Linked DNA regions of Mus musculus: all the other regions are linked to region 2. Evidence: chromatin loops called from intact Hi-C (ENCODE). Cell type or tissue: left cerebral cortex. All regions are shown on one strand. Links, peaks and the distances in the headings refer to the core of each region. The heading gives the core; the rest is flanking DNA.

What was found. A loop is a pair of places that touch in the nucleus more often than their neighbours do. Peaks named below come from ENCODE experiments on the same cell type or tissue, not always from the same donor. Only the 100,000 strongest peaks of a DNase experiment are listed, where the experiment ranks them.
Region 1: a loop joins it to region 2, with 2.1 times the contacts of the local background. A loop is called at or near these places in 4 of 42 quality-filtered maps.
Region 3: it touches region 2 in a loop (4-fold over the local background); 4 of 42 quality-filtered maps call a loop at or near these places.

The regions. Positions count from the first base shown.
Region 1 is chr15:97,600,062-97,608,212 of GRCm38, forward strand. No RefSeq gene overlaps it. Among named protein-coding and RNA genes, the nearest start is that of Gm41394, 16 kb to the right of the region's middle. In left cerebral cortex, for the core only: a CTCF peak has its summit at 3,644 (motif pointing left); DNase peaks (open chromatin) are centred at 3,644, 4,344 and 5,167.
Region 2 is chr15:97,653,523-97,661,673 of GRCm38, forward strand. No RefSeq gene overlaps it. Among named protein-coding and RNA genes, the nearest start is that of Gm41394, 37 kb to the left of the region's middle. In left cerebral cortex, for the core only: no CTCF peak of the experiment used is centred there; a DNase peak (open chromatin) is centred at 4,113.
Region 3 is chr15:97,325,118-97,333,268 of GRCm38, forward strand. All of the region lies in intron 3 of Pced1b (PC-esterase domain containing 1B), which reads left to right. Among named protein-coding and RNA genes, the nearest start is that of Gm33325, 28 kb to the right of the region's middle. In left cerebral cortex, for the core only: a CTCF peak has its summit at 4,701 (motif pointing right); no DNase peak of the experiment used is centred there.

The DNA of each region.
Region 1 (8,151 bases), core at 3,170-5,669, 53 kb before region 2:
GTATGACAGGAGGTGTAAGTCCTCACGGCAAATGTTATTGAATCTTACCAAGAAACTGCTAATAACCCAGGCCAAGGTATCTATGGAGTGGACACTTATAATTATTGGGGGACAGGCTTGCTTTTCTAAAAAGTTATTTATTTAAAAAGCAACAGACAGAGATGATAAATCATACCTGTAACCCCAGCAGTTGAGAGGATCTGGAGTTCACGGCTAACCTCCACTACTGGAGTGGACAGCCTAAGCTACATGAATCCCTGTTTCAAGAAACAACATCTATTTGTTATGCAGAAATATGGAGATGTATACAGTAGATGTGAAAATTGAAAATAAGTTTATTTTACATATTAGTCTTATATCCAGTCACCTTCTTATAATATCTATTTTTATTAAAAGATCTACATTTAAATGTTGAGAATAAAAGATAAAAACATAAAAATAAAAATGACACTCAATAGAAATAGTTAAATGTGCAGAGGCATGCAAAAACAGAATACCATGGCATCTTTACTGGCACTCCTGATTAGAAGAGGACATAATCTGGGAGTAACTTAAAGATGAAAGTGGGGTTTGGGCTTATATGTCCTGAACAGTGTTCATCATTGAGGGAAGTCAGGGCAGGGACTCCAGCAGGACAGGAACTTGAAGAAACTATGAAGAGTGCTACTTACTGGCTTGCTCCCAGGCTCATGGCCAGCCATTTTTCTTACTGTAGCCCAGACTCTCCTGCCTAAGGATGGTACCACCCACAGTAGGCTGTGTAGTTCTATATCAGTTATTATTATGAAAATGCCCCCAAAGACATGCCCACAGGCCAATCCGATGAAGTCAATTCTCCAGCTGAGATTTTTTCCTCCCAGATGTTGTAAGCTAACTGGTATACTGCCTCCTGGTTTATATGCCTGCTTCTCTTCTTCCTGCCAAATAATCTATATATTGAGTGAAGGAGTGACCTGAGCTGACACATTTTGAAAGGAATATATATATATCTCCAGCAGACAGAATGGCCCCCATTGGAATTTTCAGTGGCAAGGCCATCTATCCTGTTTCCAGGCATTCTTTCACTAGTACTAGAACTTTGGGATTCTAACATGGACTGAAGACCAGCAGCTTGCTAGGGTTCTTCCAGGTCTCCAGTACCGGGTTTGGATGGCTGAAACATTCAGTTTCATAGCGTTAATGATTATCGGTGTCTTGTCTGTCTGTCAGTAGACAGTCATTATTGGACTACACAGGCTGTAGCCTGTAAGCCACTCTAATAATTCTTCTATTAATATACATGTGTTCAATCTATTCAATCTATCAGTTCTGTCCCTTTAGAGAACCCCGACTAATGCACGCGAGGAGTGTTGCTGTGACAGATCTGACCATGTGGTCTTGGGGGATTATGGAAAATGATTTTTGGGTTGGGGACATCATTGAGTACACAGAGCTCAGTGGGTTGGTTTCTGGGTGCACAAAAGATCAGAATGTTGGGCTCGAGGCAGCAATGCAGACAATGAAGGCCCAGCTTGTCAAGTTTCAGAGGGATGTTTGAGAGTTCCTTAGAGACTCCATCAAGGCCGTTAAATGTTTTGAATTAAGAATATGTGGTTCTGACCCACTGGGACTAAAGAAGCAGCTGTGATTAACCAGAGATCAAATCCACCAAGTGAAACCTTTGCTTTGCTGGGACAATTGATACTGGTCAGCTGGGGCTGAAGAATCAGCTATGATTTGAAAGAAACTGACACAATTGAGACAAACTCTCCGGGGAAGTGCTTCTGAGAGCCAGCACACACACACACACACACACACACACACACACACACACACACACACACACACACATACACACACACACACACACACACACACACATACACACACACATACACACACACACACACACACACACACACACACACACACGGCTGTATCACAGGGCCACCCAAGGTTGTGCCTCCTGCTGCCACCAAACTCCGTAGCGTATCAGAGTCTCCCAAGTGGTGATGGTTTTGAAGTTATGAAGGACTTATGAAGTGCAGCTGAGGCTTGACATAGTGAGAGACCTACAGAGGCCTTTTGGTAAAAGAAGAACAGTTTCAGTTGTAGTAAACACCCAGGAACTGAAGAGGTCATAGAGCAGCTTGGTACCACGTGGCAGGGTCAGAATCCCTGATGAGAGCTCTGGAGAGAAGAAAAGTAAAGATGCAACCCAGTTGTAACAGGAGAGCCAGTGTTTCTACACACAGAAGAGAGGAGTGCATCTCTGTGAGCACGCTCTCGGGCTATGTGAGACTCTCCACTACATTATGATAAGGTGGGAAAGAGCCTCATCATGAGGAGACATTTCTAATTGTATAAATTACCTGGTCTCATGCACTCTCTTGTAGCAATATAAAACAAACCAAGACACTCAGTTATTAGTTATTATTCAAGTACTAGGATGATGCCTTAGGAGTTTCTTTACACAACTTCATGTCACATGCAAACAGAATGCCTTATTTCTTCCTCTCTTATATGGATGCCATATATATATTTCTCTAGTTATCCTGACTAGAGTCTTCAAGACCCTGTCTTGTTCATGACATCCCAGAAAGAGCTCCTGGTCTATCACCATTCAAGGTGCTAGTCACTGTGGTTTTCTTAGCTGCTGTCTTAGTTAGGGTTTTACCGCTATGACTGGACACCATGGCCAAGGCAACTCTTATAAGGACAACATTTAATTGGCCCTGGCTTACAGGTTCAGAGGTTCAGTCCATTATCATCAAGGTGGGAACATGGCAGCATCCAGGCAGGCATGGTGCAGGAGGAGTTGAGAGTTCTACATCTTCATCTGAAGGCTGCTAGCAGAATATTTGCTTCCAGGCAGCTAGGATGAGGGTCTTAAAGCCCACACCCATAGTGACACACCTACTCCAACAAGGCCACACCTACTCCAACAGGGACACACCTTCTAATAGTGCCACTTCTGGGCGGAGCATATACAGACCATCACAGATGTCCTCTATCAGAAGGGAGACTCCCTTTCTTGGTTTGTTTTTATTACAACAGAATGTTGAAAGACTCTTCCTATTTACTTTGCTTAAATAATAAAACTTAGAAGCTGAGGGTGGGGCTGTAGCCAGGTCAGTAAAGTGTTTGCCATTCAAGTGAGAGGATATGAGTTCAATCCCCGGCATGCTCCTGGGACACAGCAGCATGTGTCCTTATGATCCCAGAGCAGGGAAGAAGGAGGCAGAAACATCCCTGTGGGGAAGAAGGAGGCAGAAACATCCCTGTGGCTTGCTGCCCCATTAGTTTCTCTGAATCAGTGAGATTACGGTCCAGGAAGAGACTCTACCTCAAGCATAAGGTGGAGAGTTATTGCAGACATCCAAGGTCGACCTCAGGCACATGAACACTAACTTCTGACTCCATGGATCAACAGTTTGGGCTGTATTTAGCAGATTTGTTCTGCTTTTAGTCTTTACGGAGCTGAATAGTGGCTGAGCAGTGGGAGACAGCCTCACTCATGTGTCTGACGGCTGGTGCTCTCCCCCTGAGTCTCATTCTTCTCACGTCGTCTGTTATCTGCAAGGTTTCTAGACCATGCATCTTTACCAGGAGACCTTGAAGAACCGATGCAGGAAAGTGAGGACAGAAGACACTGCCCTCTTCAGGCTTGCTTAGAAATCACTCTTTGTTCTTTCACATCCTAACAGCAAAGCTAATTGCTCCATACACCCTAGATGCACGGGTATGGTAATAGGTTCCCCATCCTTATGGAAGGAGTCCCATCAAAGTGGGGCCAATGAATGATCCATTATTTTCCCATCTTCCTCTCTGCTCTCCTTGCATTTCCAACAGTGGTGTCTTCTTAGATAGGAAGGCATAAAGATCATTTTTCTCTGCAGTTTATGTCTTTTTCCTCAAGGGGGGAAAAGACATTAAATAAGTTTTGCTCTTAGGAAAGTAAGTAGAGAGATGTCAGAATAGGACATGATAAATGATAATGTACTGTTTGGAGCCAGGTCCCATAAACTCAATACACAAACAAAATCTGGAAAATTGTAAATAGAATTCTGTTCCTTCTGTTTTCGGTTTGGAGAATGGTATTTCTCCTAACTAATTACATTTACATGATTTGTTCATTAATTGTTTTGAAGCAGCTGTCCCATAACTAAAGGGAAACAATGATAGTAATTTGCATATTCTTAAATTATAATTAAAGTTCCAGAGACAAATTTGAGTCCTCACAGCATGGAACAGTTATGTAAGACTCTGTGTTCAGGAACATGCTCATGGGAGTGAACAAGGCTGATTTGCTAGGCTTTTCCAGTAGTGGGGAATGTGAGTGTGAACAGGTAAGTCCTTAGGGAGCCCTCACATTAGAACAGCAAGATGAAACACCTATTGATAAGTAGTACACATTCGGCTTCTAACACCCAGTTCAAGAGAAACCCTTGGGCCTGTTAGATTCCTTGGAAGAAATTTAGATGCACAATTTTCAACAATATCAGGACCAATGAAACATGTTTGAAAGATTTCAGCATCCGAGTAGAAGTTATAGACAAGGGCTCTCACACACCAGAGGAATCTGTTGATTGTCATGACTTCAAGAATCTAATACTGCACTGGGCTTTTAATCCCAGGGCTGGGGAGGCAGAGGAGGCAGAGAGGCAGAGAGGCAGAGAGGCAGAGAGGCAGAGAGGCAGGAGGCAGGTGGATCTCTGTGAGGTTGAGGGTGGTATGGTCCACAGAGCAAGTTCCAGAACAGCCAGGGCTGTTAGACAGAAAAACCCTGTCTTGAAAAAATAAAAAAATAAATGAATAAATAAATAAAAGAAGGAGGAGGAAGAGGAGGAGGAGGATCAGAATCAGAAGCTAGTAACACAAGTGAGTTTGGAATGTGTGCTCCTTTAAAACAGAGCCTACTTGATTTCTATAACTAATAATGGCTGCCATGTAACAAGCTTATCATGTTCTCTAGCCTGTTATGTGTACTCCATTATTCGGTCCTCAAGGTGCCTCTGTAGGCGGTCTGTATTAAGTAAACACACTGGATGGCTTGAATGGCAGTTTGCATCCTCATAGCACTAGAGACTGCAGCATCCAGAGCGGTGAGGGCCGTGTGGAAAGAGTTGTTCAGACATCTCTCCTAGCTCGTAGGTGGCTGTCTACCCCGTGTCTTCACACTCTCTTCCCACCATAGGTGTCTGTGTTCAGATTCTTCTTCCCATAACAGTCATGTTGGCACACCCTCATGACTCCATTCAACTTCCTCTCCCCGCTTTAGAAGATCCCTTCTCCAAGTGGCTGCAGAGATGGCTCAGAGGGTAAGAGCATTTGCAGTTCTTTCAGAGGACTGGGGTTTGGTTCTCAGCACCCACCCGGTGGCTCAGCACGGTCTGTAACTCTGGTTCCAAGACATTCAATGTCCTTGTCTGACTTCTGAAAGTGCCAGATAGTGCATACACATGCATGTGTATGCATAAGTAACCAAATACGTACGCATATTTTAAAACTCCCACCTCTAAGAGTACTTACATCCTAGCTCACCACCGGGCTGTGGTGTTGTGACTTAGCTTCAAAGTATGAACTCGAGTGGCATGGGCACCATTCGGTCCATATATTACTATATAATCCCGTTTTACAACTGAGGAAATAAGTCTAGAAGAATTGTTGGGTAGCTCTTTAAGATTACCAGAAGAGAGGGGGGGGGATAAGCGAGGGCAATTAGGAGTCAAATATGAGCAAAACATCCTAACGAAACCCATTATTTTGAATACTAACTATAAAATAGTAAGGTATGCCTCTAGGTCAGGTGGGCTCGGAGTCCTTCAAAAGCACCGTATGTTCACATAAGACCTTTTCCCTAACCCCGTCCCCCACCCCCAGGCTCCTGCACCTAGAAGCACCACATGACCTTTTAGCAAGTCTCAACTCCCCCGTTGTGGGCATCTGCCTGTGATTGCGCTAGATAGCGCACCACCAGACTGTGGTGTTCAACCCAGGGCTTAGTACTTGATGAATATTGAAATAAATCTTGTACCTCAAAAAGAACCATGACCTTGCCCAGCCAAATGGTGTACAAAATTGTAATATTGAATATCCTAGTACAGCATTTTTTTGTGTAAGAATCCTATGGGGAGGGAGATGGCTCAAAAGTACCCACTGTGTCGACGTTAGGGCCTAAATTCATATCCCCATCACATGTGGTGTCTTGCCCAGTAATGGGAGTGGGCATGGAGCTCACTGGGCAGCCAACCTAGCCAATTAGTTAACTCTGGTTCAGTGAGAGAGACTGTCTCAAAAACTAAGGTGAAGAGTAATTGAGAAAGACATCCTGATTAGAGCTCTAGCCATGTGTGTGCGCATGCACATGTACCCCCATGTACACATTTACACTCCCACGGGAACACAAACATGCTCACATCTCACACATATGTATACGCATATAGGAGAAAAAATAGTGTTTGAGATGCATGTCTTTCTTATTAACGGAAGCTTTGTTTGGGGGAGGGAGGCATTTCTGTTGTTCAGGCCTCAGCGGAAGAGATTTCCTTAGGGGTGGGGTGGAAAATTAGGAGCGATGATCCTCTAACCTGTGCTGAGGACAGGTCGGATTAGGAAGGGTAGATACATCAAAAGACCAGAGGATCCTTTCCTCTGGTCAGATTTTCTGAAGAGCAGTGCGGGTTGCCATAGCAACGGCAGCACTTTGTAGTCCCGCCCCTCCTCGCTTCCTACCTGCTGGTGTGGAAGGGCTGGAAGCGCCAGCCTTCCGCCGCAGTAGGGAGTCCTCCTCCAGGCTCTTGAGAGCCAGAGGTAGGGGAAGACTCACGCGAGACAACCGGGGAGAGACGACGGGGGTTGAACCAGCCAGGGGCTGAAGGAAAGAAGCTTAGGGGATGGGGAGGGACCTCCCCTGCCAGGAGGTGAAGGCTAAAGCGTGGGCAGGAGTGACAAAGGCATAAAGGAGGAAGCTGCCACCGTTGGCAAATAATCACAGCTGGGCCAGCAGTTCTCAGAGCTGATTATTCTGTGATCCCCGGCTTAATTGATTTTACACAACCTCCTGACTGCGCAATTGGGAGCCTCCAAACAAGAAAGGCAGTTTTCAAAGGACAGCTGCTTGCTCGAGTGGACACCCCACACAGAATTGTTTACTGGAGCTTCTAATGACTTCTTCTTCTCAACCGAGCCAGAAAATATCTTCCTAAAGACGAAGCGGGAAGGATGCCAGGGCTGTGGGTATTGCTACAGTGCGTAATGATCAGTCTTCCTAATCAAATCAGTGACTTTACTGCGAGAGTGCCCGTTTCTGCCCTAACAATATGATACGGGATTGCTAAACTAACAGCCATTACTGTTTTCTAGACTCTTCTCTCCGTTTATTCTAAGTCAGACATAATTCTACTTGGTGGTAATTTTTGCAAGATTCAAAGAGAGTAGAGGACTAGGGTTGATCATAAATTATATTGACACCATTGATGAAGACGTTAGGAAATCATGGAGTCAGAAAAAAAAATACTCAGGCTTATCGGGGTTTTCTTTTAGGGGAAAATGACCAACTCTATCAAAATCACAGAGAAAATTTATCCAAACAATACCCAGAGTCAATCACGGTCCATTGAAAAACAAACGGGAGAAATGTACAATTCTGCAGCCACTCCCAGCCAGTGCAGCCCCTCATTAACAGCAACAAGACAGTTAATTTACTTAGCAACCCGCCGCTGGCTTTCAGCCGTTGTCTTCCTCACATCTGCTGCTCCAGCATGATGCATTTAATAAATATGTTTATAAGCCAGCCATTTATTTCTGGCACCGTTTTTGCCCTTTTCTACACCAAACTTCATTCATGGGGAGGAGACGTGTTAATTGTCCCATCCGTACGTGACCTTTCGTACTATGCTGCTAGGAGATCCTCCAGAGCCTAACACTGAGCACAGTGTGAGCCGCCAAGCCCGGCAGAAGCTGGAGACAACATCTTTGTGTCATAGTCAGCAGTGAAACATCAGGCCAAGGGAATACAAACTCTGGGACGGAGCAGGAGTACCCAGGAAGTCTCAGCTCACGCTTCTCCTGACTCTAGATGGCAAAGTGTAGCGGTGCAGAGTAATGCTACATATTAAGGGGGACAGTTAAATAGAGTTCACTGCATTTGGGTTTATGAAAATGGCCCGA
Region 2 (8,151 bases), core at 3,000-5,499:
CAAACCTTTAGCCAAATTAACCAAAAGACAGAAAAAGACCATCCAAGTTAATAAAATTAGATATGAAAAGGGAGACATCACAACAGACAGATGCTGAGAAAGTTCAGAGAGTCATAAGAACATACTTTAAAAATATGTATTCCACCAAACTAGAAAACCTAAAAGAAATGGATAAATTTCTTGATACACACAACCTGCCAAAGTTAAATCAAGATGAAGTAAATAATTTAAACAGACTCGTAACTTCTTATGAAATAAAAGATAAAAGCAGAAACTAAAACTCTCCCAACTTAAAAAACAAAAAAACCTCACAGGGCCAGATGGATTCAGTGCAGAATTCTACCATTCTTCCTTCCTTCCTTCCTTCCTTCCTTCCTTCCTTCCTTCCTTCCTTCCTTCCTTCCTTCCTTTCTCTCCTTCCTTCCTTTCTCTCCTTCCTTTCTTTCTCTCTTTCTCTCTTTCTCTCTTTCTCTCTTTCTCTCTTTCTCTCTCTCTCTCTCTCTTTCTCTCTTTCTTTCTTTCTTTCTTTCTTTCTTTCTTTCTTTCTTTCTTTCTTTCTTTCTTTCTTTCTTTCTTTCTAAAAAGATTTATTGTATGTGAGTACACTGTAGTTGTCTCCAGACACACCAGAAAAGGGCATCAGATCCCATTACAGATGGTTGTGAGCCACCATGTGGTTGCTGGGAATTGAACTCAGGACCTCAGGAAGAGTAGTCAGTGCTCTTAACCTCTGAGCCATCTCTCCAGCCCTCTACCAGGCTTTCAAAGAAGAACTAACATCAACAGTTTTCAAATAATTCACAAAATAAAAACTGAAGGAACGTTTCCTAATTCTTTTTACAAAGCCGCTCCTTCCCTGAAACTAAAACCACACACAGACCTGAAAAAGAAAGAAAAGAAAAATTGCACCAATTTCCTTATGCAAAGAGATACAAAAGTTCCCAATAAAATATTTGCAAACTGAATCCAAGAACACATCAAAAAGATCATCCAACATGGTGAAGTTGGCTTCATCTCAAAAATTCAGGAATAGTTCAACGTGTACAAGTTAATAAATTTAATCCACCACATAGACAGACTGAAAGATAAAAACCATGTCATCCTCTCATTATTTGCAGAAAGGCCTTTGACAAAATCTAATACCCCTTCATGATAAAAGTCCTAGAAAGATTAGGGGTATAAGACACATACCTTAACACAAAAAAAGAGTACTTTACAACAAGCCCACTATGAAAAATCACTGTGGCTATTCCTCAGAAAGATGAGAATAGATCTACCTCAAGATCCAGCCATCCAGCTCTTGGGCATCTACCCAAAGGATGCTTCATCCTACCGTAGAGACACTTGCTCGGCCATGTTCATTGCTGCTCTATTTGTAAGAGCCAGGAACTGGGAACAACCTAGAAGTCCATGAACTGATTGGTGAACGGGCAATCAAAATGGGATGCAGTTACACAATAGGGTACTATTTAGCTGTTAAGAAAATGAAATCTATAGGTAAATGGATGTAGCTGGTCACAATCATCCTGAGCGAGGGGACCAGACCCCAAAGGACAAATGTTTCCTATTATAACATGCAGATGTTGCTCTTTAAGCTTTGGATGTGCGTGTTTTGATCCAAATAAACCATGGAGGTTAAGTAGCTAGGAAGGGACCACAGGTGAGATCTTCCAAAGAGGGGCAGTAGAGTAGTGTTGTAAGGAGATGAAGGGGAAAAGGGAAAGGAGAATTAAATACAGAGAGGGATGGGGAGGGGCAGGGCAAAGGAGGGAAGACAGACAGGGACAGTGCAAAGCCACATGAGAACCTACTGTTGCAGAAACATCCTAAAATATACATATATGAAAGTATTTAAATGGAGCTACCATACTGTAGGTTTAGATTTTTTTAAAACCCACTTTTAATAAGGGTTCTTAAATGTTTTAACATATTGCTATATCCATAGATCAGAACTGCCATCAACCGTCACAGGAGCTTCTTACAGTCGATGGTAATCAACCCAGAGACTCACAACTGGGCAATCTGGAGAGAGTCAGAGTCCTTGGAACACTCAGTCCTAAATGAGACGTCTGCATCAAATTCCTCCCCTTGGGGTTCAGGGAACTCGGCAGAAGAGGAGGCTGGAAGATCGTAAGAGGGAGAGGAGATGGATGGTCCAAGGGAACAGTGTCCTCCTGACACAGGAGGATGGGAATTCACAGAGACTGTGGTAGCACCCACAAGGCTTGCACAGGTTCAAACCAGACAAACCTCTAACACTGACCACAAGAAGTGGACACAAAGCCCCACCTAGAACCAAGAAGCTCTTGGTAATGATGCCTACTGTGAAGGAAAAATCAGTTTTCTCCAATGGAGCATGAGTGGGTATACAGAGGAGGTGCCGTATCTAGTAGGAGTAGTTGACCAACACTAAATGAATTACATATTAGTGTATTTGTGTGTGTGGTTTTTTTGTTGTTGTTGTTTTGATTTGATTTTTTAAAATCTCATTGGCTTTCTTTTTCTTTTCTTTTTTTTTTTTAGCTTTTTTGATTTTCAATTTTAGTTTTCATTTTGTTATTCCTGTTTGGCTTATTTGTTAGGGTGTTTTTGGTTTGTTTGTTTGTTTGTTTTTGAAAGAGGGAGAGAGAGAGAATGAAGGTAGGTGGGTAAGGCGATGGAAAGGAAACAGGAGAAAGAAGTGAGGGAAGAGAAAGAATTTGATCAAAAATATTGTGTAAAAATGTTTTAAATAAGTATACCTGATAAACTAATCAAGAAGGTAAAAGACCTCTACAATGAAAACTTTAAACACACATACCAAAAAAAAAAAAAAAAAAAAGAAGACACTAGAAGATGAAAAGTCCTCCCATATCTACAGATTATAAGAATTAATGTTGAGATAATGGCTGTCCTACAAATTCATTATAAACCCATAAAAATTCTAATGCCATTCTTAAAAGATAAAAAAAAAACAAAAACAAAAACAAAAAAAACAGCCGGGCAGTGGTGGCGCACGCCTTTAATCCCAGCACTCGGGAGGCAGAGGCAGGCTGATTTCTGAGTTCGAGGCCAGCCTGGTTTACAAACTGAGTTCCAGGACAGCCAGGGCTACACAGAGAAACTCTTGAAAAACAAAAAAAACAAAAAGCAAAATCTTCAAGATTCATATATGGAAGCACAAAAGACCCTGGACAGTCAAATTATTTTGGAGCAAAAGGAATAGCACTGGAGGTACCGGCATGCCTGGTTTTAAATCATACTGCAGAGGCACACGAACAGAAACAGCATGGCACTGGCCCAAAGCAGATACACATGGCAGTGGGTCAGTGGGATACAAGAGAAGACCCAGATTGAAACACACACGCACACAACGTTGTAAAAAAACAAAAACAAACAAAAAACCAGTGGATAAAAGACAAATCTTCCACAAATGGTGCAGAAAACTGGCTACTCACATGGGAAAGAATGAAACTAATTTCATCTTTCTTTCCTAGTACACAAATGTCAGCTCCAGATGGATCAAAGACCTGAATCTAAGTCTTGGAACTCTGAAACTGTTAGAGGAAGAAGCAGGAGAAACACTTGCAGGTTATAGGCAGAGACAACGGTTGTCTGACTAGGGCTCAAGTCCCTCAGGAAATAATGCCAGCAACTGACAGGTGAGCTTTCATGAAATTGAAAAGCTGTTGCACGGTGAAGGAAGCAATTAACTGAGCAAAGAGACAGCCTACGGAGTGGGAGAAAATCTTCGATAGCTACGTACGTAACAGAGTATTATATCTAGAATATACAAAGAACTCAAAGGAAAACTAAACAATCCGACATTAAATAAACTCAATGAATGGTCTAACAACACAGAGAATTCTCAGAAGATGAAACAAAAGTGGCTAATAAACATGAAAACTTCAAATTCACTAGGCATCAGGGAAATGCAAATCCAAACAAGGAAAAGACACAATGAAAACTTAAAAAATACATGCGCCTAAGGAGTGATGCTAACTGCGAGGCTGAGCGCATGCGCTATCCCTATCTAACGCGAGCGCATGCGCTATCGCTGTCTAACGCGCTCTGACCATGTGGCGTCCTCACTATGAACTACTCTTAGGCACTCTAAGAGTGAGCCAAATAATCTTCTGGTTATAAAACGCTTAGTCTCTGCTACTGTAGCAGAAAATAGAATAAGACTGGGAGTCAGAGATGCAGCAGCTGACACCGGCATGGGAATCCCAAGAGAGAATCACAGTAGCATCAATGTGGACTCATAACAAATGCCAATTTGTCCAAACTCTCCACAGTGTTGCCAAAAGAAAGAGTATCCCCATGGACCTGGGTTTCAGTGCTTATTCCTGCCCCAGCCCCATGTGAGCAAGGCTCACCAGTATCAGAGGCATCTGGGCATGAGATCTCCAAGGGGAAATCAAGTCAGGCATACTGAGTCGCGCCTCGCTCCCCCATCTGTCAGATCTTCTCGGCACCGTAGGGAGGTCTCTGCCCACACTGCCTGTGGGAGTATCGGCAGTTCTTCCCCACAGCTCTTCCAACAAATATTACTACACATGGTGTCAGAGGCCAGGGTCAGGCTGGTAGCCACTAGCCTTTCCCAGCATGCTCGATGTTACACACAAACCTGACTTCCCCATTCACTTCTCCCCTGGAGGCCTCCCTTTGTCGAGACTCAATCTATTCATCCAAAAGAAAGCCCCAGACTTGACAATGTTGTTATTGAGGCAATGGCTTCGAAGCCTCTGGTGGGAGAGGTACCAAACTGCTGCTGGGTGCGGCCTTACAGACACCAACTAGTGTCAATGTCTGAACAATTTCCCCACAGCAGGACAGAGGAAGGATCCTCAAAGCCACACAGATCTGGGGAGCAGGGAGAGCCTGAGAACCCCAGACAGGGGCAGGAGCCCTGGAGCCTCGTTTTCAATAGATTCACGCCTTGAATACTATTCCAAAAATAGGACCTAAAAGCCAGAGGGCTCCCGAGTGAAGTAGAGATTTAATTTAGATAGCACAGCGGGAAGAAGCGTGAAATCGGAACCGACAGCAGGCAAAGGGCTGGGATACTTCCTCCAGGACGTGACCCGGACTCTAAATGAGAAAACGTGGTTCTCCACCAGGACAGATCGTCACGTTCGCCAGCATTCCCTAACCAGTGTACCTACAGCTGCAGGGCTGCAGCCCCGCTCCGATGAAAAGCCCTGCTCCGAGCTGTAGGCAAATGAACAAGAGCTGCTGGTGCCAGGCCAATGAGGACCGTCATCGCCAGCGTCCTTCCTTCCTTGTTGATTTGGGTCATGGGCAGACCTATATGGTTCTGGGTTGTTAAGTCTGCCCGAGATGCATCTCAATTGCTATGTGTGCATCAGGGATGGCTCAGCCCACACACACTCCTCGCAACATTTCACAACGTTCCTCTCCATCCTGTAATACACGGTGTGTTCACACCCAGTGATAAACCACAACTACTCTCACTGGCGGTTATAGTTTGCCTTCTATTGCTGGGCTAAACACCATGACCAACAGCAACTTGGGGAGGACAGGGCTTTATTTCCATTTATTTCAGCATCATGAGCAGGAGCTCAAGAGAAAACTGGGGGCAGGAGCTGATGGAGGGGTGCTGCTTACTGATTTGCTTCCCCTGTCTTGCTCAGCCTGCTTTCTTACAGAACCCAGGACTACCATCCCAGGGATGGCACCACCCACAATCAGCAGAGCCCACACCCCACTCCATCAATCATTAGTCAAGAAAACACACCACAAGCTTGCCTATGGGCCAGTCTGATAGAGGTTATTTTCTCAGCTGAGATTCCTTCTTCCCAGATGGCCTCAGTTTGCATCAAGATGGGGAGAAAACAAAACAAAACAAAACAAAACAAAACAAAACAAAAAACCAAAAAACCAAAACTAACCAGCATGCTATGTTGCAAACCCCATACCAAACATTTATTTTAGTTAAATAGTTTTTACCTTATGATGTGGCTTTTTATTATTTATTTATTTATTTATTTATTTATTAACTGACAGTTTGGGAACTTTGGTCCCAGAGCTGAGGCTCAAACATCTGATTCTTCTGGGTAAGTTCTGATGCTGTACCTCCTCTCCAGACAGGATGCATAGAAGCCTGGGTGCTGTCCTTCGTTCATCTGCTCAGTAAACATTTACTGCATAACTACAAGCCATTCTTGGTGGGTAAATACAGTAAGCAGATAGGATTGCTATTTGAAAGGAGCTAATATTTCAGACATGGGGGAAAAAAACGTAAGAAATGAATGCCCTGGTACGTGGAAAAGATAAACTGAGTCACGATGCTATGAAGGAGGGAAGATGAGAGAAAGCTCATTCTTCAGTCGGTACATGGACCCCGGACTGGAGCAGGACCACGTTTGATAGCTCTCACTTTCATCCAAGGTGGCATACTCCACAGTTGTCGCTCAAAAGAAGCCCACCTTTCTAGGGTTTGTTTTTACGAGTAGGTTTTTCCTCTGTGGGAATTTCAGAGAGCCTGGCTCTTGCCTCATCCAGTCTGGTTCCTGCTGTCACTTAAAGCAACCTAATCCACAAAGAGCATCTTGCCTGGTTCAGTTAAAGAAGGAGAAAGGAGACCTGGCCCTGGGCCTCACCCTACAGAATATAGATAAATGTCCAGACACCACAGGGCAAGAGGTGTTCCAGCTCTGCACCCCAGTTCCCTCACTGGATTATCTTTGTGAGGAGTGACATGTGTACATGTGTCGGGGAGGTGTCCCAGCTTCCAACGGCTTCCTTGGTTGGCTGAGTGTAGAGATCTCTCCCACTGCTAAAGGACAAAACCTACATAAGACACAAAAGAACCCTTACACCTATGGACCCAGTTCTCATTTTCAGGTAACAAATTCTCAGGAGCCATGCTTGGTGTGGCTAAAGGACCCAGGTCTGTGCAGGCTGGGAATCCAGCAAAGAAGGACACCAGCTTCCAAGGACAATGGACAACAGGCTTAAGCCAGTTTTAGCTCAACATAGTATGCCCAATTCATGCCCTTGGGTGACAGGCTTTTCTGAATAGCCGCCAGCCACACATTCGGCACCATGAGCAAGCACACAGACGGGTATGTGAGTTCACCCTGCCTTGTCTCCCCTTCCACAAACTGCTGTCTGTCCATCACGGTTCTTTCCAATGGAGAGGCTAATTAAGAAAAAGCACACAGAGCCTGCAAGAGCCTAGACGAGCCAGAGAAAACTTTCACTGACTCTTGGAGATAGATCAGAAATTCATTCACTGAGAAAATGAAGTCTATTCATCCAGCTCCTTAGCCAAGTTCACTTTTATACAAACATGAATATATGTCGTGATGGTCCAGCCCGCTCGACAATAGCTGACAACTCCGAATGTGTCTCTCGGACTCCGCTTTCTCCTCCCTGTAAAGCTCCTATCTTCCCTTCCAGACCTGGGAAAGTCCTCGTCATATTCAAAGGCCTCGTTCACATACCATCCTCTGTGGCAAGCTTTTCAAAATGTTCATCCCACCGTCCACGAGGAAGCACACTGCTCCTTGGGTGCTGTGTTCTTCCTCAGTCAGCTCCCCACCGTTTATTCAACCATCCTACAAGGCCAGTGGCTTGTGCTCCCAGGTGCTGACCTGAGTCCACTATCCACAGGAAGGCAAGAGTCCTGCTTCGTTCATGCTTGTGGCCCTGGTGCCATGCACAGTGTCTGGCATTTATGTGTCCTCAGTCACCAAATGACTTCCAGGCCTCAGTTTCCCCTCCGTAGAGTGTCAAGGCCATCCACAAGCCAGGCTCTGTCCACGTGCAGTATGGCAATGTGAAGTCCTGCCTTGCCCTCCACAGACCACCTCACTAGGAGTTGATTCCTTTCACCTCTTCCAGCATCCTAATGAACAAGAGGCAACAATTCTGATATTGTGAAGTTTATACCTCAAGGGGGTGGGTAGGGAGTGGAGGCACACGCTAGCAAATAAGTAACTATGCCTGTCTTCGTCAGGGTTTCTATTCCTGCACAAAGCATCATGACCAAGAAGCAAGTTTGGGAGGAAAGGGTTTATTCAGCTTACACTTCCACGCTGCTATTCATCACCAAAGGAAGTCAGGATAGGAACTCACACAGGGCAGGAACTTGGAGGCAGGAGCTGATGTAGAGGCCATGGAGGGGTGCTGCTTACTGGCTTG
Region 3 (8,151 bases), core at 3,170-5,669, 330 kb before region 2:
CCCCTGAATATTATTCCACGTGGGCTGCTCAGGATTGCAGAGAGGATACCGTTGTCATCAGCAATGCTTGCACGATGGCCGTTTTACCAAAATTGCTTTTCATCTTTGTCAGCTTCGTGGAGGTTTTTTCACATTTTCACACCCATATTTCCAGGGAGTGTGCGCGCATTGGGGAGATGTTCTGTAACTGACTTGACACACAGCCTTTCGGCAGCTCCAGAGAGAGATCAGACATCATCAACCGCTTCGATACATTTTCTAAACTGAAAAAAAAAAAATCATAGAGATGAACAGTCAGCCACATCTTATATTTCCATCTTCAAGGGTTGGAATGCGTAGGCTTCTATGACTACATTCTTGGTGGCTTTATCAACACATAAAGTTAGATAAAAGTTAGTTACACATTCACAAAACTTTGCTCCTTCATCTAAAAAGCATTTCTCCAGATAGTTCACACAGAGTCACCCAGAGCCAGTTATGCGCACGTGTGCGTGTGCTGTGACTTACCAGTGTCTTTAGTGTGGCAGTGGGATAGCTCAGTAGTAAAGTGAATGTTTATCTGGCATGCATGAGGCCCCCTCTTCAGTCCCCAGTACAGAAAAAGATAAAGAAACCAAGGTGCCTTAGTCAGGGTTTCTATTTCTGCCCAAAAAATCATGACCAAGAAGAAAGTTGGGAAGGAAAGGGTTTATTCAGCTTACACTTCCACACTGCTGTTCATCACCAAAGAAAGTCAGGACAGGAACTCATACAGGGTAGGAACCTGGACACAGGAGCTGATGCAGAGGCCATAGAAGGATGCTGCTTACTGGCTTGCTTCCCCTGGCTTGCTCGGCTTGCTTTCTCATACAACCCAGGACCACCAGCCCAGGCATGGCACCACCCACAATGGGCAGGACCCTCCCCCACTAGTCACTAATTGATCCACTTACAACTGGATCTTGTGGAGGCACTTCCTCACCTGAGGCTCCTTCCTTTCTGATAACTCCAGCTTGTGTCGAGTTGACACACAACGCCAGCTAGTACACAAGGGAAGGGGCACGGGAGGAGGACGCCACATGGAAGAACTCTTCAGGGGCTCTTACAGGATAGTTTTCAAACTGGGCCTCTAATCAGTGTAAAAGGCCAGCATGTCGTATTGATTTGACTGTATTTTACCAAATGGAATTATAAGTTTATCAACTCAGCAGAATCATGGAGCAATAAATGCACCTGTTAAGATCAATGCTGTGGCTTTAGTCCCAGCACTCAGGAGGCAGAGGCAGGCAGAGCTCTTTAGAGTTCAAGGCCAACTGAGGCTACAGATAGAGTTCCAGGATAGCCATTGCTGCTACACAGAGAAACCCTGTCTCAAAAACAAACAGGGAGCTGAAATAAATAAATATTTGGGCCAGACGAGCGGGGCTGGAGAGAGCAGAGGTTCTGAGTTCAATTCTCAGCAACCACATGGTGGCTCACAACCATCTGTACAGCTACAGTGCACTCATAGACATAAAATAAATAGATAAATCTTTAACAAGAAAAAGGAAAACAAACAAACAAAAGATCAATGCTGGGCTGTGACTTCCGTGGGTTACGTCAGGACTAGCCCTCCCTCTCATTGACCATGCTTTTTTTTTTCTCTCAAAAGATATATATATCATTATATGTAAGTTCACTGTAGCTGTCTTCAGACTCACCAGAAGAGGCCGTCAGATCTCCTTATGGGTGGTTGTGAGCCACCATGTGGTTGCTGGGATTTGAACTCAGGACCTTCTGAAGAGCAGTCAGTGCTCTTAACCTCTGAGCCATCTCTACAGCTGGACCATGCTTTTATAGCATGATTCCTGACAGCTCATGGACTGGGGTGAGTAATTACGCCTGTTACGCCCGGGCTCCTGAAGATGGCAGCAGTTTGGCTAGGAGGATAGCCTTGCCTAACACCATCTAACTCAGTACTGCTGCAAAATTAATGAGCCAAGCAATGGGTGGCTAACTGGTCAGTTGTGCTCACAGTAAAAAAGCCCCTTAGCGAAGGGAGTGATGGTTTGACTGATTCACGGAATAAAAGGAAGTCATTGTCCACTTCTGCGTTATCAACACGAAAACCCAACAGTCGCTGCGAAGAAGTGGGGAAATGGTTTATTCTGGAACCAATGATGAGGGATCGTGGCCCATAAAATCGGCTGTAGTGTACCTGAATACTGGGTTCCAATGTCCAAACTGTTTCACAGAGTTTGTAGTGAGCAAAGCAAAGAAAGTCATAACTCAGGCGCTTTTCAAACGGAAGATGGAAACAGGAAACCTCTGTCATTGGCCTCATATACTTCTTAACGATACTTTCAGGCTTTGTCATCACAAAGATGTTGGGTCACACACGCAGGGGACAGAAATTGGTTATTCAGAGGCTGAGTTAACCCAAGATAATTTAGCTTTAGACCAGACGCACTGAAGTCTCCACTTTAAAAACAAACAAACAGACAGACAAAAACGGTTTTTAAAAAGATGTGTTTATTTTATGTATGATGTTGTTATGCCTTTGTGTGTGTCTATGCGCCATGTGCATGTGTAGTACCCACAGTGGCCACCAGAGGGCCCAGTGAGCCACCGTGTGTGCTAGGAACCAAATTTGGGTCTAAAGCAAGAGCAAGCAGATCTTAACCACTGAGCCTTCTCTCGGCGAGATGCTACCCCTAACTAACTCGGTGCAGCCGCTTCCAGCGAGCGCTTCCTTGTCTCTCGCTCATCCGCGCTCCTGTTGGTTCACCCTGCTGGCCTTACCTCACGGTTTCCACTACTATCTTCACCGCTTTGCTTTTCCGATCGTAAATTTTGCATCCTATAACTTTTTTTTTTTTTTTTTTTTTTTTTTTTGGTTTTTGAGACAGGGTTTCTCTGTATAGCCCTGGCTGTCCTGGAACTCATTCTGTAGACCAGGCTAGCCTTGAACTCAGAAATCCGCCTGCCTCTGCCTCCTGAGTGCTGGGATTAAAGGCGTGCGCCACCACGCCCGGCAACTTTTTTTTTTTTCTTTTTCTACTTAAAAAAAAAAATTCTTTTGAGCGTTGTTACGGGGTAGCTAGCACCAGGAACACCACCTTGGTTTTGCTCTATTTTAGAGAAAATTAGGAAGCAAGCGTTGATTACAGTTTGGCCAAACTTTTGCTCCTGTTTTGCTTTTCCTTGTATCTTATACATCTGAGTGTTTTGCCTACTGCATCTAAGTGCACCACGTGCATGCCCGGTGCCCACAAATGTCAGGAGAGGGCATCAGATCACCTGGAACTGGAGTCACCCAGTGCATGCTGGGAACTGACCCCGGGGCGGGGGGGGGGGGGGGGCTCCGGAGGGTGGTGGTGAGGGGGGGCTCTGTAACAACAGGAGGCGCTTTTTAACCATTGAGCCATCTCTCCAACCCCCCACTTATTCTTAACACATCTAGAAATCCTGTCAGCCTTCCCATTTCTATCAGCAAGCATGGTCTACAAAATCTGACTTTAAAAGAAATCATTCTTTTTTTTTTTTTTTTTGTAATGGGAAATATGACTGAATTTCGTAATGTTTCCCGATTGCACAAAAATATGAATATTTTCTACTTGGTACTTTCTAAGAACTTACGGTTTAAAACAGGAGAAGAAAGTATCTTTTCCTCCTACAGTTCTAAGTTGTTGGCTGAGGCCCTCAGAGCAAAAGACAGATGAAGAAAAGAAGAGCCCACACAGTTATTAATACTATTGTGCTGCCACAGGAGCCTTCATGAGGAATTGGTCCTGAGGCTGGCAGAAACAGTTAAATGATTATTTTCCTGCTCCGTTGAATGCAGAGTGAGATGTCCTGGACTGTGATCCTGCAAAGGGGACTTAAGGCCAGGGACAGTGGGCAAGAGGGGCCAGGAGACAGGGTCTGTTCTCATCCACCCTACCATGGTTTACACTGCCCCTACCTCACCACCACTACCTACACCTCCCCCTGCCCCACCACCACCTACACCTCCCCCTGCCCCACCACCACCTACACCTCCCCCTGCCCCACCACCACCTACACCTCCCCCTGCCCCACCACCACCTACACCTCCCCCTGCCCCACCACCACCTACACCTCCCCCTGCCCCACCACCACCTATACCTCCCCCTGCCCCACCACCAGCTACACCTCCCCCTGCCCCACCACCAGCTACACCTCCCCCTGCCCCACCACCACCTACACCTCCCCCTGCCCCACCACTGCCTACTCTGCCCTCCATCTTGAGGTAGATTGTTCCTTCTGTCACAGCGTAGGGTGACTTACACCAGGGTCTTAGGTAGTGCTCCCTAGGACAGTCCTTCCTGCATCTGCCTTTTCTCACAGGTCTTCAGTTTCACACAGGCCCAAGCCAAGGCACTGTCTCATGGGTGGAGTTTCCCAAACCACACTGCTTCGGCCTCACTGCTGTCTAATGTTACCCAGAGTGCTAACTTGGCTTTCACTGAATCTCCATAGTTCCAAATAAAATACACTAACTGATGTTCTCTCTGTTTCAGAGTGCTTTATGCGTTTAGCTTCTGTGGTTTCTAATACACCCAAGGTGGCAGCCAGTGTATGTTTTACATCTTGTCTTAGGCATTTTGAGACAAGGTATGTAGCTGGCTGTGGACCTCAGGTTAGTCTTTTTGTTTTTTGGTTTTTTAAAGAACTATTTATTTTATGTATAGGAGTTCATTGGTGCTGTCTTCAGACACACCAGAAGAGGGCATCAGATCCCATTACAGATGGTTGTGAGCCACCCTCTGTAATGTGGTTGCTGGGAATTGAACTCAGGACCTCTGGAAGAGCAGCCACTGCTCTTAACCTCTGAGTCATCTCTCCAGCCCACTTTAGGTTTAGTCTTAAGTGCGCGCTTTCTCCTGCTTCAGCCTCCTGATTACAGCTGTGCACCACCACACTCTTAGAGTGTCCTTTCTGTTGTATCATGCTCATCACTGACTGCACCACTGTTTTTAAATTAAATTATGTTTTATATGGTATCAGTACTCATCGCTGCTCTCTTTTTGCGATATCCTTTTGTTTTTCTTAGCCTTTAAAAAAGTCACTTTGATAAACTAAAATGATAATAATAAAGTCAGATATTGATGGCTTTTGCTACTTAATGCAGTATGTCGATCTCTGTTTCCCATCAGACAGACCTAGCCTATGCATAGCAGAGATGTTATTCTATCCCATCAGACACAGTTGCTCTTACTTTGTGTCTCTGTTTAGCTTTCCCGCTGGGTTGAGCTACATCCTCATTGCCTTGTCAGCTAGAAACCCTGTTCCTCGCTGACCACACCCTCCACTCCACTGGCAACCACAGATGGTTCTCTTCCCACAGTAGCTTCTGGACCACGATGTCAGTCCATTTTTTTTTCTTGCTATAACAAAAGATGTAAAGCTATGTGTTTTATAAAGAAAATAATTTTCTGGGGCTGGAAACATAGCCCACTGGTTAAGCTGCTCTTGTTGAAGACCCAAGTTCTGTTTCCAGTATCCATGGTAAGGGCCTCACAGTCACTGTAACTCAGCTCTCCAGGAATCCAGTGCCCTCTTCTGCCCTCTCTGGGCACTGGACACATGTGGCACACAGGCACACAAAGTAATGAAAGAAAGTTTAGTTGATTGAGTTTACAGGCTGAATCTAAAGGTTGGGCAGGTTCCTTGACCATTAGCTTTATCTGTGTAATGGCTATCAGACTATCAACCTCATATGTAATCAACATAAATAAGTTATGATTTGTCAGAAGCTGATGCTTGGTGAGCCTCCCAAATGACAGCCATTGTTGCTTGTAACACATACATACATATGTGCATACATACATACATACATACATGTGTGAGAGAGAGAAGAATATACTATGGCACTTGGGTTTCTTGTTGTTTAAGTTCTATTTTTGTGAATAAAAAATGTATGTATGTTTGTGTGCTATGCAAGCATGAGTAGTATGTATGTTCCCATGTGTATAGCACACATGTATACATGTATGTTTGGGTGGTGTGAAGGCATGAGTACAAGTGTGTATAGCACCCGACACGTATGTGTGGGTACCAGAAGTTGACACCCAGTGTCTCCCTTGATCTCTGTCCACTTTATCTACTGAGGCCTGATCTCTCCTCTGAACTAAGAGCTTGCCAGTTCAGATGGTCCCGCTACCCAGCTTGTCCCAGGGGGTCCCCTGTCTCTGCTTCTGGGGTTACACACTGGGATTACAAGTGGGCAACCACATACGACAGGCTTTTATGTAGGTTCTAGGCAGCTTGTCTCTTACTCTCATCATGCTTGGCAAGTGTTTTATCCATTGAACCATCTTGCTAAACCATTATAATGATTTTAAAACACCCGTGTAGAAGCCAAGCATGGTATATACCTGTAATCTAACACAATCAGAATTGGAGGCAGGAGAATGACTTTAAGGTCTTCTTTGTTTGTATGGTAAATTCAAAGCCACCCTGGGCTACATAAGACCTTGGGGAAGAAAAAGGACACACACAGACATAGATTTTTGACACACACACACATACACACACACACACACACACACACAGAGACACACACACACATGCAATTTTAATGTCCAATCTATCCTTAAAAGCTCTCTGAAATCCATCCTCAAATTTCTCTCATTGTATCCTTTTGGCTTTTAGTATATGGAAATTGAATTGTGTGGTAGAAAACTGAATTTCTGGCTGAGTAAAATATTTGTAGTAAAGATATGGTATGAGTTTTATATTAGGAATATAGACAGAAAAAAAACATTTTATATCATCTTATCCTAGACACAGAGTACCCAATGTCATTATATCCAGGTAATAAAAACAAGTTCTCTCTTGAGCTCTCATGTTTATTCAAGTTAGGAAATCAGTATCAATTTGCACAGCGTTTTCCTATTCGTGAATTAAATTTATTCAAGGGTTTTTTCCAAAGGAGCCAAACCTTATCATCAATTTCATTACATTATTACCTCAACTATTATCATGATTTTTTAAAAAGTCACATCACAGGAATTTCTAAAATATTTTTGTCGTATTTGTGGGGCTCCCTGTGCTATTTCAACACATATAAATTAGAATGATTAGTCCTGGGCATGTGGGTTATTGGTAGAGAACTTCCCTGGTGTATATTAGGCTCTGGAAGTCTAACCATAAACTCTGCAAAATATAAACAAGAAAAAAATCAGCATGCTCTGCATCAATTTCCTCAGCCTTTGTTTCTGTTGGGCGCCTTGGTGGCCTCTCTTGGCTTTTCTCTAAAATGTGTACGGCTCTTTGTGAACAGTACTCACCCACTGTGCTGGGGAACTCATGTCTGTTCCTTCTAATATGAAAAATCCTATTCTGGAATTTAGAAACATACTGTAAGACTCTGGTGAGCCTTAGCTTACCGGGGACCCCCTGAGTGAACCACATGGATCAATGCAAAAAGCAAGAGGAATTTATTGTTCCAGTGCACTGGGGTTGTCCCAGACCCGAAGGAGAGGCTGCGACCCCCAGCACCAGTTCGGTGAGGTTTTATATGGTTTCCAGGGGCAGAATAGAACATCAGCAACTAGCAAGATGATTGGCGGAACAGTGCACCCTTCAAACTGATTGGTCTTTAGGGAATGAGGTGACAAGGACTTCCTTGTCAGCCCTGCGGAATGTGTCCCACCCACGGGTCAGGTCCGTCCGCCTTGAGATCTGAGAAGTGCTAATTTGCCTCTCCCTTCCGGAGGGGTGAGTGTTTCATGACCTTCCCAAAGTTCCAGAGCTGACCTTTTCATGACCTTCTTGATCCTCCCAGTATTGGTGTAGATCCTCTTCTGTGTTTCTTTCAATATTAACTAATTGAGATTCTTCTTTTACAAAGTGACTTGAGAAGCCAGGCGTGGTGGCACACGCCTTTAATCCCAGCGCTTGGGAGGCAGAGGCAGGCGGATTTCTGAGTTCAAGGCCAACCTGGTCTACAGAGTGAGTTCCAGGACAGCCAGGACAACACAGAGAAACCCTGTGTGTGTGTGTGTGTGTGTGTGTGTGTGTGTGTGTGTGTGTGTTGGGGGGGAGTGACAACAGCTCAGTGGCTTGGAGCACTTCCAGAGTTCAGTGTCCAGCCTCCGTAGGCACTTATGCTCTCATATGCAATAACCACACACACACACACACACACACACTTTAAAATAATCAAGA